Linked DNA regions of Homo sapiens: region 1 is linked to region 2. The links are chromatin contacts, found by Hi-C in ENCODE. All regions are on one chromosome and are shown on one strand. The core of a region is the stretch at or near the end of the contact, and the rest is flanking DNA. Distances in the headings are between cores, read along the strand shown.

The links. Hi-C counts contacts between places; a loop is a spot of excess contacts on that map. Pooled maps may share reads with other maps.
Region 1: a map of PC-9 shows a loop between it and region 2 (13-fold over the local background). The contact joins the enhancer-like site here to the promoter of PANK3 in region 2. A Hi-C loop is called at or near these places in 2 of 168 maps with a recorded cell type or tissue (PC-9 and endothelial cell of umbilical vein), 1 of 37 single-sample maps with no recorded cell type and 4 of 50 pooled maps.

Annotation. Positions count from the first base shown.
Region 1 is chr5:169,347,601-169,353,781 of GRCh38, reverse strand. No RefSeq gene overlaps it. Among named protein-coding and RNA genes, the nearest start is that of SLIT3, 50 kb to the right of the region's middle. Within about 2 kb of position 3,586, at least 5 of the 41 ENCODE cell types and tissues checked have a DNase peak (open chromatin) inside an H3K27ac peak, as active enhancers do; they include PC-9 and endothelial cell of umbilical vein, where a contact is called at or near this core.
Region 2 is chr5:168,576,791-168,582,689 of GRCh38, reverse strand. It overlaps PANK3 (pantothenate kinase 3), which reads left to right and starts at 3,322. Exons shown (of 7, transcript NM_024594.4): 1 at 3,322-3,434. The coding sequence starts at 3,407. RefSeq lists a silencer at 3,045-3,374 and enhancers at 2,891-3,434, 3,525-3,594.

The DNA of each region.
Region 1 (6,181 bases), core at 2,337-4,836, 770 kb before region 2:
TAAATCTTTTTTATACATCTTTATTTTTCCAGGTTTATTGATATATAATTGAGGAATTGTATAAATGTAGGTTGTAAAACATGATGTTTTTATATGTATACATTGTGAAGTGATTACCACAATCAAGTTAATTAACACCTATCATCTCATTCATTACCTTTGTGTGTGTGTGTGTGTGTGTGTGTGTATGTAGAACACTTGAGATCTACTCTTTTAGCAAATTTCAAGTATACAATACATTATTATTCATATCTCTTGTTTTATTGTCCTCTTTTCCCTTTGTGGCTATTTTCATATAAACATAAAATTGTGTAGAAGCCTGGAGAATCATCTAACCCAGGCAGGCAAATATGCTGACACATGTTTCTCTCCAATGGCAGACATTTCTGGTCAAATACTGCTTATGGGATGCAGTACACCCAGCAAATACAACTAATCGATTGAATATGGCCTGCAAAAGCAAGCCTGTTTGCCATTTGTGGTCTCTTCCAATCCTTCATTTTACAGATGGAGAAACTAAGGACAAACAAGAGAGCATGTACCAAACGTGTTCAGGTAAGTTAGTGCTAGAATTTCGTACTATCTGAAAATGATGAAATGGAAATCCATTGCCATTTGCATTCAGATAGTTCCGAGCGACTTGGCCTCAGGGAAGTTTTTCATCTGAGTTGGATCTATGGTACTTCTGGAAGGCCAAGAACTCTCGGGAAGGATCTGCTGACAAAGCTATTTTTCAAAGAGGAGAAGGAAGGATAGAGGATCCCACCTCTAAGGCTTTACTCTACTCGTTCTATTATTGGAGACTTCTCTTTTCTGCCTTTCTCTTGTGCTAGTCAAATCATGCTTAAAAAGCAAGTAGGATTTGGCCGGGTGCAGTGGCTCACGCCCGTAATCCCAGCACTTTCGGAGGCCAAGGTGGGCAGATCACCTGAGGTCAGGAGTTCAAGACCAGCCTGGCTAACATGGTGAAACCTCGTCTCTACAAAAATACAAAAAATAGCTGGGCATGATGGCAGGTGCCTGTAATCCCAGCTACTTGGGAGGCTAAGGCAGGAGAATCACTTGAACCTGGGAAGCAGAGGTTTCAGTGAGCTGAGTTAGAGCCACCGAACTCCAGCCTGGGCAACAGAGCGAGACCTCGTCTCAAAAAAAAAAAAAAAAAAAAAAAAGCAAGTAGGATTCAATTAGGCTGTGTGTGATTAAAAATACAAAATAGCACTGGTGAGAATGGATATTGAAGGACAATTTGCCATCTCTAACCCAAAGGATACTACCATATATGTAGACCTTACTTCAGAAGAGAGGCAGTTTTACTTAATGGGTGGAGCCATAGACGCTGGGTCCAGCTTCCTGGGTTTAAAGGCTTATTAGCTGTGCTTACCTCTAGAGCTTATTAGCTGTGTTCCTTGAGCAAGTTACTTCATCTCTTTCTGCTTCAGCTTCTTTATCTGTAAAATGAGGATTATAACATCAGTACCTGCCTTACAGCAATGTTGTAAAGATTAAATAAACCAACCTATGCAAAATACTTGAAAGGGTTCCTGGCATAAAGTAAGCAATATATAAGCATATAAATATAAATCTAATTACCATTTTCAACATGTTCCAGACACAATGCATATATTGGTCTTATGAAGTAGATATTTATTTTCTCATAAATGAAACAAAGACTCGGGAAGTTATACAACAAAAATAAATCCTGATAAGAATAGAGAAGAGAAGGTTCCTATTGCCAGCCTGGGGAAGTCCTTGAAAGCTTTAGGGAAGAGCAGGCAGATGAGTACAGATGAAAGGAAGGGGAGCATTGAAACATGAATAGATGGAGAAAAAGAAAAACATTCCATGCAGTGTCGTGGGTGCCAGGTCTCCTGGGAGAGGACATTAGATGCCCAGACTTGGACCAGCAATGACATTCCATTCACTATGCATTGAATGAGCATCCATTAAATACATACCATGACACAATTATGATGGGAAACGTAAGATAATACATGTAACCCCAGCCTCAGTATGTCTACTATATGTTCTGCCAAAATAGAATGAGTAGGTGAGGTGGAGGTTGCTGACCTTCATGCCCACCCTTTTATTGCATTATTTTCTAATAAATTCCTGAGCACTGAGCAGATGAAATATGCCAAAGAAATAATACTTTGAGGTCCATTCCTCTGTTACCAAAACTGTCATCAGAGTTTGTCTCCTCATTGGTAGCTTCAGAATAGGCTTTGCAAACACAAATGCCTATAGGGCCAAAAAGGCCCTTGAATGTTACTACACAAGTGAAACATTCTGGATATAAGTGCAGGGGCATCAGAATGTAAAAATCGGGGTGAAGACTCTGGAAACCTAGGGAGCACACCACCTGTACCAGGGATATCCATTCTTCACTTGCAGTGGGTTATTGCCAGGTCTTTCAATGCTTTAACAGAATCAGAAATGTGGTATGTAATGTAAAAGCTCCTTATCTTTAAAATGTTGCATCAAATATTGTAAACAAAACTAGGTGTGCCAAACAAAACATGTTCGAATGTCATTTTTTAAAAACTCTTGGCTACCAGCTGGAGCTCAAACAAACAATGACATGCAGTGAATGCTCTTATCCTTTCCAGGTCTCTAAGAAAACCCAAAGTCCCTGCCTCCAACCTTCCTCCCCGACAGATACCCACACTACATCCCCTCGCTCCTACTGGCTCCCCAGACAATGAGCTGGACAATATGACCCAAGAATTTCACTGCCAAGGTATTGCTGCCAAGGTTTTCGAGTTTCAAGTCCCTAGTTTAGAGTGAGTCATCTCAAATTCAATTAGTGGAGAGTTCCTCTGGGTTCAGTCACCAGTGGCAGAGGGAGAAATGACTCAGACGGTGGAGCATGCAGTGCCTAATGGGTCCAGCATGTGGGGGCTTTTGAGATTGTTGGGCACGGTGCTCATGGTGCCCGAGGGGAGTACAAAGCGGGGCTGGAGGTTGCAACATGCTCTCAGCTCAACTCATTGTTGGCTCTTTTGGACTGAAAGATATTTGAGATATTTGTATTTGACCTCAAACATATGGTGGATCTAGCACCTCAAGGATATATATTATTATAAGCCTGTTGGCTCCTATTCCAGCCTCGTTTCCTTCTGCCAGCCTGAACTGCACATTTTGCATTCTGGCATTACCAAACTATTGTAATTCCCCAGGCTCTTTCTTGCCTCTATACCTTAGTGGTGCCATTGTTTCCCTGGAATACCTATATGTGCTTCTGACAAACTCCTTTTTGTGCTTTAAAGCTCCAAACAGACATCACTACTTTTGGGAAAATAACTCTAACACCCCCCCATTTGTTAAACTTGTATTCTTCCTTTGTCCATCTATAATTTGAACTTACTTTTCACATTGTATAAAAACCATTTGCTTATCTGCTTGTCTGCCTAGTTAAGGAGAAGCCTTTAAGGTCAGAAAGCTTGTAATATTCTTCTTTACAGATGAAAGTACCTTATGCATGGGCAGGCAGTCCATCATAGTTTACAGAGCAATCTTGGATTGAAATACCACACAGCTCTGAAATGACTCAGCGTGGACTATCTCAATCCTATGGGCCAGACCAACAGTATCATTAACTCAGCCTCTGCCATGTAAGCCCTTCTGAGTTGTCTGTGGTCATAAGCACAATAGTTAGAGCAGGAAACACAGGAATGCACAGATAATCCAAAAGTCAATAGTTTAACCTAGCCCAATCATTCACTCAAATCCAGTAAACATCTTTTGAATAACTGCTCTGTCAGGCACTGTTCTGGGCACTTGGGATATAGCAATCAATAAGATTGCTCTTATAAAGCTTATATGTGGTAGGGAAGAGAAATTAAACCAGTAAATATAAAGAAGAGGATACCAAGTAATAAGTACCCTAAGGAGCATCACACAGGATAATGTGATACAGATGGATAAGGTGGGGTGGGATTTTAGATGGTGTGGCAGGGCTAGTCTTTCTAGGAGCACTGCATTTGTGCTGAGACCTGAATTATGAAGATCTAGCAATAATAAGATGTAAGGACAGAGAGAGCATTTCCATAGACCAGTGGTCTTCAACCTTTTTGGCACCAGGGACTGGGTTTTCCACAGATGGAGGCGAGGGTAGGGATGGTTTTGGGTTGATTCCAGCACATTACATGTGTTGCACACTTTATTTCTATTATTATTACATTGTAATATATAATGAAATAATTATGCAACTCACCATAATGCAGAATCACTGGGATCCCTGGGCTTGTTTTCCTGCAACTAGACTGTCCTATCTAGGGGTGATGGGAGAGAGTGACAGATCAACAGGCATTAGATTCTCATAAAGAGCACCCAACCCAGATCCCTCGCATGTGCAGTTTACAATAGAGTTTGCAGTCCTATGAGAATCTAATCCTGCTGCTGATCTGACAGGAGGTGAGCTCAGGCGGTATTGTGAGCCATGGGGAGTGACCGTAAACACAGATGAAGCTTCACCCACTCACCTACTGCTCACCTCCTGATGTGTGGCCAAGTTCCTAACAGGGCCCCGACCAGTACCATTCTACAGCCTGGGGGTAGGGGACCCCTGCCATAGAGGAAACAATGACTGAAAATACTTGGCACTGGAAATGAACCTTGTATGTTCAAGGAAGAAAGAAGGCCAAAGTGGCTGGAGCAAAGTGAGAGAGGGTAAGAGATAAAATGGAAGGTGTAATCAGGTGCCAAACCAGGAAGTGCTTTATAAGGCCATAGTGAAGAATCCAGATTTTTTTTGATGTGATAAAAAACCAATAGAGGGTTTTGTGCACCTTTCTTCTATTCTGTCACTTTCTTCCAGTGGGGATGTATGCTCTATGAGAGAAGGAGGAGAAACAGTAGAATGGAGTAGCTGAGGCTGAGATTGAGCACAAAATGTCCTTGTGCTTATGGGCCTAACTTCCAACTGAAAGGCATTTACTATTAGTGCTGGGGTCAAAGTCTTGGCAGTGCTATTAGGACACTTGCAGACTCCTTGAGGTGCATCATTATTGGAAAGATTAGACTACCTCAAAGTGCAGTGTCCTTTCTGATGGTTATAGGAATCTTTATGGACCTACATCCTTTTGCCCTATTAAATCGCCTAGAACATTGCTTCTCAAACCTTAACATGTACAAAAATCACCTGATGGTTGTGTTAAAATATGAATCCTGATTTGGTAGAGTTACTGCATTTCCCATCATCTTTTAGGTGATGATGAGACTGCTGGTCTGCGGTCTACCTTTTGAGAAGTCAGAGGACTAAAGTCAAAGTCCTTAGACTGCCTCCAGTTCTACTGTTCAGATCCAGTCCCATTGATTTGAGGGCTGGAGTGTTCTCATATAAAAAGAGGTAGAAGATGAAAAGTAACTGAGATTTGAAATCATATCTAGGCCACTGAACCCTGAACTAGGCAGTGAAGCCAGACGGACCACGCCAAATCAAAGCCCTGGAAGTTTCATGTAGTCATTCCAGACATGCCCCTGAGGCCACCAGAGCCATTTGTTCCAAAATCACTTGGAAGACAGAAAGCAATTTGAAATCATGCCTGAGCCCCAGGCACCCAGGGCTGCCCAGTGGGGTCAGCTGCCCCTGATTGAATGGCACTCCATTTCTGTCCCCCAGAAACACTGGGATCCCCAGCCTGTTCCTTCACGAAGGTTCTCTTTTTGTATTGCTTCAGAGTATTGCACAGGATATTAGCCACTTCCTTCTCTATAATTCATCCTTCCACTTTGCCATCTGGAATATTTCTCTTTTACAAGTGCCTAAGTTGTTACAGTTTGAGGCAGTTGAATCCTAACTTTGCCATTTGGGGTAATTTATTGTTTTTAATGCTTTCTTCCAAAAATTCAGATTCTGTGGTTTGAAACAGAATCCAGCCAAGATTTTTGCTTCCTAGTTGGACATCTGGTTGTCTGTCCTTTCCAGGTCTTCTCTGGGTTTATTTTTCAGCTTCCCGCAAGTGACTATCAGCTCACTCCTCTCACTACATCCATTATTTTCCCCATTCCCAAACACAAAGCCCTTGTGTTTTGTTATTATTGTTGTGACAAACACTGTCATGGCACTGTCATTGACTGTCCTCAATGTCACGGTCACATCCCTTATGTGGGAACTAAGAAAGTTCGTGGGGACCAGTAGGCTGTAGTTTCAGTTGTAACAAAAAGGTACTGTTTACCCTAA
Region 2 (5,899 bases), core at 2,073-4,572:
GATGGTCTCGATCTCCTGACCTCGTGATCCCCCCATCGCGGCCTCCCAAAGTGCTGGGATTACAGGCATGCGCCACTACACCCAGCCTTTTCTGCTGCTTTTAACAGAACACTTGAAACTGGGTATGCTATGTTGCTGGGGCTGGTCTGAAACTTCTGGGTTCCCAAAGTGATGGGATTACAGGCATGAGCCATCATGCCTGGTCTCACCATGTTGCCCAGGCTGGTCTCAAACTCCTGGGCTCAAGCAATCCACCTGTCTTTGACTCTTATGGTGCTAGGATTACAGGTATGAGCCACTGCACCTGGCCTCCGCCTCTTTTAATAAAGGTAAAAGATAAGGAACCACATGGCACCAATCAGACCAGATTTTGATTCTAGATTTTACGTTTGATTTACTATTACTCTTTTAATAAAGCCTCTTTTAATAAATCCATTAACTCCTTAAACCATCAATCCATGAATGAATTAATACACTCATGAGGGGAGAGTCCTCACGATCCATTCACCTCTTAAAAGCCCCACCTCTCAATACTGAATTCAGACCATGTTCGAATACAAACATTCAGACCGCCATGTTACCTTATTCGCATTTTTCACTTAATCCCCATCTCAAACCCGTGAAATGTAGGCATTATTATTTCCAACAAGAATCAGAGAGACGGCCAGGTACAGTGGCTCATGCCTGTAATCCCAAAACTTTGGGAGGCTGAGGCAGAGGATTGCTTGAAGCCAGCCAGCAGGTCAAGACCAACCTGGGCAGCAAAGTGAGACCCCATCTCTACAGAAAATAAAAAACTTAGCTGGACATGGTAACACATGCCTACAGTCCCAGCTACTCAGGAGGCTGAGACTACAGTGTAGCCACCGCCCCACCCACAGATTGCTCTTTGAGGTTACGGTGAGCTTTGCTCATGCCACTGCACTCCAACCTGGGAAACACAGTGGGACCGCATCTTAAAAAAAATTTTTTTTTTAAAGAATTAGAGAGATGAAGTAATTTGCCCATGTTTGTTAACAAGTGATAGAACCAATATTTGAATTTGTGTGAATTCTTCTTTAACTTTTAACATTTTTATTTTATTTTGGAGATGGGTCTCACTATGTCACCTAGCCTGGAGTACAGTTGTTACCAGAAAGGGATCCCGATCCAGATCCCAAGAGAAGGGTCTTGGATCTCTTCCAAGAAAGAATCTGGGGAGAATCCAGAATGTAAAATGAAAGCAAGTTTATTAAGAAAGTAAAGGAATAAAAGAATGGCTACTCCATAGGCAGAGCAGCAGCATGGGCTGCTCAGCTGCTTATACTTATTATTACTTCTTGATGATATGCTAAACAAGGGGTGGATTATTCACGAGTTTTCCAGGAAAGGGGCGGACAATTCCCAGAACTGAGGGTTCCTCCCCTTTACAGACCATATAGGATAACTTCCTGATGTTGCCATGGCTTTTGTAAACTGTCATGGCACTGGTGGGAGTGTCTTTTAGCATGCTAATGCATTATAATCAGCATATAATGAGCAGTGAAGACGACCAGAGGTTCCTTTCATTGCTATCTTGATTTTGGTGGGATTTGGCCAGCTTCTTTACTGCATGCTGTTTTATCAGCAAGGTCTTTGTGACCTGTATCTTGTGCCAACCTCCTATCTCACCCTGCAACTAAGAATGCCTTAAACTCCTGGGAATGCAGCCCAGTAGATCTCCGCCTTATTTCATCCAATCCCTATTCAAGATGGAGTCGCTCTGGTAAATGCCTCTGACACAGTTGCTATTCACAAACTCTATCACATACAGCCTCAAATTCCTGGGCCTCCCACCTTAGTCTCCCAAATAGCCGGGACTGCAGACACACACCACTGCGCCCAGCAAGTTTTTTTAGTTTTTAATCATTGTATTTCAAAAAGTAGTTGGGAGGATTAAATTTAAATTTTAAAAGTAAGGCACTTTGCAAAGTGTCAGCCCTTGGTATGTACTCAATAAATGGTAGCTTGTGTCCTCTCCTGTCCTTCTTCACATCCCTTGGCTTATCATCTGCAAGAAGGGGCAGTAAGGCTCTTTGGTAAGCGGGTTTCTTTGACTGGAATGCCCAATCCTCTACTGCCAACCCTCTATCCATCTATTGTAAAAACTACAGAATTCCTGGCCATCTAACTGGGCAACAAAAGTGAAGGCCAAGAGAAGATACCCAATGCCATCTTCTCCCATTCCAGCTGGAGGACTAAGACTCTAGGAGGCAAGGGGAAAGGGTGTCCTGGCTTTACTGTGAGAACTGGAGCAACTAAATTTTCTTCTCTGGGAGTCAGTTTTCCCTTTAGAAGGAGAGAGCTGGGCTGGAGGGCCCCAGGGGAATATGGATCGGTGGCAAAAAGAATGCTCAGCAAGCAATTTAACTCCTCAGACCGTGCCCCATCTTCAAAATGAGTGACAATAAAATGAATAATTGCACGTGGTCCACAAGGCCCCTGAATTTAAGTAAATCACACAAAGTGCTTAGCAGAGTCCCATGAACATAACGCGTTCCATAGATGTTACCTCTATTCCTGCTATTGTCATCATTCCGACCCTAACATTCAAGGTGTCTCTATTAAGCAAAAGGATTCCTTTGTGAATAATTTTAATCCGCCAATGTACTCAAGGGTCTATCTTAAGCACAGCTCTAGAGCCCTGATTGTAGCGCTTTCCATGGCCTGACGACCAGCTTTCCTGTCTCAAGGGGAAATCTGAGAATGGCCGAACAGCCATGACAGTCCTCTCGAAGAGTTCATTCCCCCTTCTCTCCGCGACCTGCTGAGGTCTGAGCCCGACTTCCCCAGCACGCCCATCTCAGTCACCATTGGTCGCCTCCTCGCTGGCGTGACTAAGACCCAGCCCTCTTCTCGCTGGGACCACTCTGAGGCGATCTGCGGAAGCTGAGGGGCCTCGGAGGAGGGGCCGCGATGCATCTCGGGCTTTGTAGTCCACCTGCACAACTACAGCCAGAGAGCGGGGCCTCACGAACCGGAGAACTACAATCCCCAGCAGCCGGGCGGAAGCGGAGCGAGGGGGGGCTCGCGTCACGTGGGCGTTCGGCCTGGGCGGGCTATTTCTCAGTGCGGCGGCGGCGGCGGTGGCGGCGGCTCCGGGGACCGGGGCCTTTTGTTTGGAGCGGCTGCGGGGGGGCCCCGGAGCGGCGAGGCCGGCGGCCTTCCCCAGCTTGCTCGGTCCCGGCCACCCCTCGCGGGGGTGGGGGGCCGCCCCCTGGGCCGGGCATCTCCTCAGGCGCCGCCGCCCCGCCCTAGGCCGGCCCCGCCCGGCCTGAGGGGAGGAACCGGCCGGGCCTCGCCGCGCGGCCCAGCCACCTCCGGAGTCGCCGCCTCTGCTCTCAGTGCCCCGGATCGGAGGCCGTCCATCGCCCCTCGGGCCGACGCCATGAAGATCAAAGATGCCAAGAAACCCTGTAAGACGGGGGCTGGGGCCCGCCAGGTTGGGAGGGCACCCTTGGGCCCCGTCTGAAAGCCCCTTGGCTGGGCGGTCGGCTTCCAAGCCCGTCGCTCCTCGCCGGCGCTTCGTCCGGTATGGGGGCGGAGGGACCATTTGAGCCACGAGTTCGAGGCTTCCGTCCTCCCCATCCCCCTATTCATGCATGGTGAATGCCTGCCGCCCCCTAGCCTTTCCTCCCACTTTCTCTTCGAGATCTGGGAGGTGCCAGAGGGAATTTCTGATTCTGATTTTTGTCAAACCAGACTAGTCTCCTCTCCCAGCTCCCCCTGAATTCAGGTTGAAAAGAGGCGGTCGCGGCTGTCAGGTTGCGCTGGCGGCTTTTAGCACCTGTTTTTAGGGATTTCCGGGCTTCCTGCTTGTGTCCTTGAAATGCCGGTGGGTTCCTGGGAGTTGTCACTGTTGTTACAGTTGGAGCTTTCAAACGTACGTGCATGCAGTCTGCCAGTGTGTAATTGCTTTGGCTTGTTTTTGTTTAGAATATCAACTAGTTCATGTTTGTTTTAGAAAACGCAGATAAACAAGAAAGATAAAGTCACCCGTATTCCCCGCACCCGGAGCGAACCGCTATTAATATTATGGTGAATACCCGTAGATATTTTTCTATGCATGTACTTAAATTCTGACTATGCTTTTAGAAAGGTCGACTTTCATTTGCTTCCTTTTATGTTTAGTCTTTTAAAAACCTTTTATTCCAGTAATTGACTTATTTAATCACCCAGCCATTGTGATTGTCACTCTTTTTAAGTATAGCCTCCCAGAAGGACTAGGAACGTGGGGATTCATGCTCATCTTAGAGTCGTATTGATACTTTTGCTGTTTTTACAGTGTTTCATGTGATCTCTTTAACTGTTAAGAAATCCACAACTATAAAACAGGGCGCTGACACCTTCCCTGCCCGCCTATCGGGGTTCCTGTAAAACTCACCTGAGAGGCAACAAGCCAAAACCCTGTGAAAACTACAAATTCCTATATAACTGTAAGGTAATTTGGTCTTAACTTCACAGGTGAGGAAATTGAACTTAGCCCCAGAGTAACTTTTCCAAGCATGTACCAACCATGTGCTATGTGGTTCATAACTCTAAGGGGACTGACTCATAATACAGTGTTCTTTCTCTTGCACCCATAGAGCATTGTCTAAGTACTTTATCTGGTAGTTTCATCTGTTAATTAAAATTTTTAAAAAATTATTTATAACTGAATAGATCCTGTCATAGTTGTTCAAGAAATCTATAAAATAGTGATGTGAAGGCTTAAATGAAAAGTAATATAGAGAGACTTTAAATTTTCATTTGCTGAATTAAACTAATGCATCTTGAACAGGTGCAGTAATTAGAACACTTGGACATTTTCCCTCACGCATACGTTTTCTCTGCTTCTCTTAGAATTTCCATTTGGTGAACAGTGTATGACCAACTCAAATTCTGACTCTTGTGGTGGTGATTATTTTCTTTTGTCATGATAGTGATTTGATTACTTAGATTTGAACAAACTAATAATCAGGTATGAGTACTACCTCCTTCAAAGGTGTTTTAGGAGAGATTATAAAGATTATTATGAGAAGTTTATAAAATAGGGCTAGGCACGGTGGGTCACACCTGAAATCCCAGCACTTTGAGAGGCCGAGGCGGGAGAATCGCTGGAGGCCAGGAGTTCGAGACCAACCTGGGCACCATAGTGAGACCTCATCTCTACAAATAAATAAATAAAAAGATTAGCCGGGCATGGTGGCACACGCCTGTAGTCCCAGCCAAAGACTTAAAAATACACATTAGGTTGAGAAATTAGAGAATACCCCCTGTTTTTCCCCAAATAAGTTGATTATTACAACATTGTGGTATGTTGTGAGACCATTAATCTTAAAATTGAATCATGCTGAAAATCTGGTCAGTTACTATGGTGTAGAAGCCTAACATTTTTATATGTAAAAGGTAACTTTACTGTCTGTTGTTTGTAGTAAAAGTAAGGAACATGACGTTTTGTGTGTGGGAAAGAAGGTATTTCAACCATGAACTGTCCCAGATAATAAAAAATAAGGCTGGACACGGTGGTTTACACCTGTAATCCCAGCACTTTGGGAGGCTGAGTGGGGCAGATCACGAGGTCAGGAGTTCGAGACCAGCCTGACCAACATGGTGAAACCCCATCTCTACTAAAAATAGGAAAATTAGCCGAGCATGGTGGCACGCGCCTGTAGTCCAAGCTGTTCGGGAGGCTTGAGGCAGGAGAATTGCTGGAACCCAGGAGGCGGAGGTTACAGGGAGCCGAGATCACGCCACTGCACTCCAGCCTGGGCAACAGAGCAACACTCCGTCTCAAATAATAATAATAATAATAATATTAATATTATTTTAACTTTAAATCACTCAGGTTAACAAAAGATATATTTGTTTTGTTTTTGAATACCTGTATGGGGTTTTTTTT